2 separate regions of the Mus musculus genome follow, and region 2 is linked to region 1. Evidence: chromatin loops called from intact Hi-C (ENCODE). Cell type or tissue: left cerebral cortex. All regions are shown on one strand.

Region 1 (2,500 bases):
GCATGTCTTCTCCCTGTCCCCATTCTCAGATGTGGGGTTGATTGAGAGAATTGGAGTAACTCAGGTCTATTTTTAACAACTAATGGATACATAAAGCTTTAGGCCCTATCAAGGAATGTATTATTAATCTAACTGTCCATCCATCCATCCATCCATCCATCCATCCATCCATCCATCCATCCATCTGTTCATATGTCTATCCATCTATTTTTCATTCTTTCAATATATTTGTCCATCCACCCTTCTGTCTGCCTACCCACTCACTCATTTAACATTGATCTCTCATCCATCCATCCATCCATGCACCTATATCCATCAATACAGCAGTTGCCTGATGCTGTTACTGGGCTAGCAATAGTTGCTTAGAGCATGGAAGAGGGACCATTGAAATAATATAGATTGTCAAGCCAGAGATAGAAGTAAGTGCTAGGCATCAATGTAGGAGGTAGAGAGGCAGCTACTTGTTCCTCATACATGTGTGTGTTGTATATAGATGAGCTGATGACTGTCAGAGCTGCGGACATGGAAGAGTTAGATAGGGGCCAGGCCACAGGGAGCACACAAGTCAGATGGGTACCCTTCCTTTATTTACCACATTCACTAAGTTCCTACAGCTTCTAGAACCCAAGCTCCATTGTTTTCCTGGGATAAGAGGGCATGGTGAAGACCATGGCTCTGGCTTCAGAGTAGATAGTTCCTGAAGCATATGTTCTAATAGGGATGTGTCACTGAGACCATAAAAAAATATGTGAATGAAGGCATGGAGAAGGCTTGGAAGTCAACTCAGAGGGTTGATGCTCTCTGAATCAGTGGTATAGTATTCTTGGAAAGAATATCCCAGAGGAGATCAGCACTAGTGAGCATTTTTAGGTAGGGGAAAGTTTGTTGTCTATGAGGGTCAGGAGGTAGCAGTGAGTCTGGGGACAGAGGATAGGGTTTGACAGGATGAGATAGATAAGATGAAGACAGATTATGTATGTATATTGATCCTAGTAAGATATTAAGAATGGTCTGGAAGAGGGCCAGGGTGGGAGGTAGACCAGTTGGCCAACTCTCTGTGCAGCTCAGCAGGAAGGTAAGAAGGACTGGGCTATTGGAGTTGTGAACCTGGTTGGAGAAGCTAATAGGTGGTTCATCATGGCATCAGTTTGGGTGTAGGAAATAGTGAAGAGGGCAGCCCAAGGTCAGGATGGCTTTTTTGTTGGCCTGTAAGAGAGCTGGACACAAACTCAAAACCACAGGAGCTCTGGATGGCTTTCCATAATCAGAGTGAGGCTGTCAGTGTCTATCTTTTTAGACACGAGCTCTCACTGTGGACATTTTGGGTAGGGGTGGCAGGAAGAGTGATTGATAAAGTGTGGCGGGGTGGTGAGAACCTCAGGAAGGTGGGTGTAGAGGTGGGTAGGTGCCTGAGCTGCTTCCCAGCTGGGAGGTGCAGGATGCTGGGTTGGCACACAGGAGTCAGTACTGTTCTACCTACTCCTGAGTAGGGTTTGCACTTCCTGCAAAGCAATGTGAGGCAGGAGAGAGCAAGGCAAAGCCCAGCCCAAAGTGTCTGTATAGGAGTGCTATATAGGACATGTCAGGGTAGCCTTATCCCTCATAGGGAAGATGACCCACTGGGTTCCACACACTTTTCCTGACTAGGTAGCTAGCAGAATCTTGGCCAATAGTAGGGATGGTCTCATGATCAAAATGTCTGAAAAAGCAGCCTCCTTGCTAGAGTCTAGAGTAGCTCTTTCTGGTCACATGGGTATTGTCCTTGTGACTGTGCAGCCCCCAAACTCTGTACCTGTCCCTCTACCAGCCTTGAGGACAATCAGAAAAACAGACCAACAGGCTACAGCTGGCCTGTTCTGTGAGTGACCCACTTCTTTATAGGGAACCCGGCTGGTGGAGTGTTTCTCTACTTCTAGCTCTGTGCATTTTGGGAGAGACAAGGAACAGTGAGAACTTCAATGTGTACACGACAGCGGCTGTACCAGCTTCTGTCCAGGGTCTGAGATACAAAAGAGCTGTGGCTCAGATGCTCCCAGGAGTTGGTATCAATTAGATCTATTTCCCATATGTCTTCTTCTTCTTCTTTTTAAATGAGGAAGCAGAGTAGCGGAAGGCAGCTCTTTCTTGCAGAGCACGCTGCACTGTGTAGTCGTGTGCAGAGGTGGGCTATGGAGCTTCTGCAATTAGAAACCCACGGGAGAGACACTCGTTGCTAGAATGATTCAGACGCTGTTCCGACAGAAGCAGAATGACCTATTTTCTGAGATTCTTTTAAAAGTGGAAATTCGTTTTGTGTCAATTGCCCTAGGTGACCTCTAAGAGACATAGAATAGCCCTGAGGTGACAACTGGGAGCTTTTGGGGACTGGCACCTATGGGGAAGTTCAGTTCCCATGCCATTACTGGTTGGGGTCCCAGGACTCATTTGTCCACTAGCCTGTGATAGGCCTGAGGATGAAAGAGGTACTCTTCTCTTCTCCCGTACTTGGTCCATTTCTCCC
Region 2 (2,500 bases), 70 kb before region 1:
GACTCACCGATGTGTCTTGGGACTGCTGATGTGGGCAGCCCTACTTCTAGAGAGCCAACCTACATCTCCTCTGCTCTTCTTAAGGCTGCGGGGTAGGTTTTTCAATCGATGAGAAAACCAAAGCTCTAAGAGGAGGGCCTTGCTCAAGGACAGCTAGTCACGGTGATTTAGAAATTGAGCCCAGGCCACTAGAACTGAGGTGTTACTCCTTTGCGGCATCAAAGTCCCCAAACTCTGAAGCTAGGACTTCTTCGCAAGACTGGGCAAGCATTAGACTATGCCCCTGGGGTAAAGTGGATAGTAGGTAGAATCTATGTCAAATCCCACACAGTGTGAATGTTTATATATATATATATATATATATATTTTTTTTTTTTTTTTTGCTGAAGAAAAGACCCAAGACTTATGGAGTTCTTCTCAGGACTCACCGAGAGTTCATCGGCAATGAGGTCAGCCCACTGGAAAATGTTCTGCCATCCAAAGAATTGACAACTCTAGGGCTGGCTACTATGGCTCTGGAGGTTAAGGGGCTTGCTGCCAAGTCTGATGACCTGAGTTTGATTCCCCAAGTCCACATGGTGGAAGGAGAGAACTGAGTCCTCTCAAGTTGTCCTCTAACCTCTTCATGCATACTGCGGCGCGCGTGTGTACACACACACACACACACACACACACACACACACACACACTCCTACACACCCACACACACATTAAAAATGAATTTAAATCTTTGAAGCAAATCAGGCCACCAGGACTTCAGTGGAGAGACTCTGTTTCCCTGTCTCCCTCAGGATACTTTTCCTGTCCCTCTTCTGAGTTCAGAACTCTGTCCCTACTCTGTCCTTACAGAAGACTCAGGGCTGAGGACACAGTGCCCAGGCAGACAGCCCAGAAACATGCAGCATTTACTCTTTTCGTGGGAGGCTGCGAGAAGCTTTCAGCTCACCAGCCCGCCTCAGCCTCAGGGTGGGTGGATTGCCCCAGCAAAGCAGTCAAAGTTGCCAATGCAAAAGGGTGCAAAGCCTTGGAGCGCAGTCCTTGTCCTCAGGAGAAAGGGACGCTGTTGGCCATCCACGCCGGTGACGGGTATTGAAAGTTATTTTTTATTTCAGCTGGATGTACACTCACCCATCACAGGACCGTGCTCAGAATAGAGAGGCACCTGTTGGGCCATCCTCCCCACTTCCTGCCTTTTGGGCATCTCTCCAACTGCTGAGCCATCCACTTCTCTGTTATGCCCAAGATATATCAGGATGCTCAGCCCTGACGACAGGGGACAAAATAGAACCCTACTTCCTTCAGAACCATCTAGCTCATTTACAGAGCTGGACTGTCTCAGTGGGATGAGCAACAACCAGGCCTCCCACATTTTTCTCTGTTGGAAGCAGGGTTCGGGGTCCTGAGGCCAAAGGCAAGCCATTGTCGGCTTTATCTGGCTGTGTTGGGTCGGGTTAAGAAGGCCCCCTCGCTGGGCATTAGTCCTGCTTTGAGCAGCACAAGCCTAGACTCATCTCTGCTGTGGTGTGTAACCTGGTTCCGACTCTCCTGACAGATTTGTGCAGAGCCTAATCATGAAGGCCAAGTGACTGCAAGACCTTACTTGAGGATCTTCTTCTTACACGTGTGAGGGGCTCAGACTGAGTTTGGACCCAGGTTTCAGTAACCACGTGACCTTGGGCAAACTATAAGGTCCTCAGAACCTTGTCTGTAGAACGCAAGAAATTGGAATGCTCCTCTCTCAGGGAGAGGGTGAGCATCTTGTCAGAGGATGGTGACTTTTCTTCAGACAGCGAGTCCAGGTCAGTGGGTTGACTGGAGCCTGGGTAGAACTTTGCCCAGGGCGCAATCTTGAAAAGAGATTCTAAAAGCAATCACTGGTCATCCACAGCTAACAACTTAGTTCAAGCCCCTGAGATGTAGCTCATGCTAGGGATATGAGACTTGAGAGGTGCTTCGTGAAATGCATTTTATATCTTACAAACTTGTTTATCTTGTGGTACCGGGGATTGAACCCAGGATCTTGTGCATGACAGACGAATGCTCTACTGCTAAGCCATGTTCCTAGCTATGAAGTATACTTTGAGTTTACATCTAAATTCTGTATTTCACACATAAATCAGGTTTTGGTATATTCTCTCTCTGTCTCTCTGTCTCTTTGTTTTTGGAGATAGCCCTGGCTGTCCCAGAATTCACTATGACCAGAGATTCTCAGAGACCAGGTTGGCCTGGTCTCTGAGAGATCCATCTTCCTCTGCTTTCTGAGATCTGGGATTAAAGGTGTGCACCACCACCTCCTGGTAGGGATTCCCTTAAAATCTGGCCAGACTACTCAGTCATTCCTGATATCTGAAGAGGACTTGTCCCTTGGCCTGGGGCTTACAAATGTGCTGCAGTCCCTACCACCCCCTATCACTCCAGTCCCTGACTTTCTCATATTCCTGTATGCTCTCCCCGAGGTCCTCTGGGGATTGGCAGATAAATTGCAGTGCTGTGCCGTGGG

Evidence for each region. A loop is a pair of places that touch in the nucleus more often than their neighbours do. Peaks named below come from ENCODE experiments on the same cell type or tissue, not always from the same donor. Only the 100,000 strongest peaks of a DNase experiment are listed, where the experiment ranks them.
Region 2: it touches region 1 in a loop (5-fold over the local background); 3 of 42 quality-filtered maps call a loop at or near these places.

The regions. Positions count from the first base shown.
Region 1 is chr15:78,048,716-78,051,215 of GRCm38, forward strand. All of the region lies in intron 1 of Cacng2 (calcium channel, voltage-dependent, gamma subunit 2), which reads right to left. All of the region lies in intron 3 of Gm46520 (a long non-coding RNA gene), which reads left to right. Among named protein-coding and RNA genes, the nearest start is that of Gm46520, 38 kb to the left of the region's middle. In left cerebral cortex, no CTCF peak of the experiment used is centred here; DNase peaks (open chromatin) are centred at 1,442, 1,941 and 2,122; H3K27ac peaks cover 1,959 bases.
Region 2 is chr15:77,978,563-77,981,062 of GRCm38, forward strand. No RefSeq gene overlaps it. Among named protein-coding and RNA genes, the nearest start is that of Eif3d, 9.0 kb to the left of the region's middle. In left cerebral cortex, no CTCF peak of the experiment used is centred here; DNase peaks (open chromatin) are centred at 1,002, 1,172, 2,418 and 2,487; H3K27ac peaks cover 1,199 bases.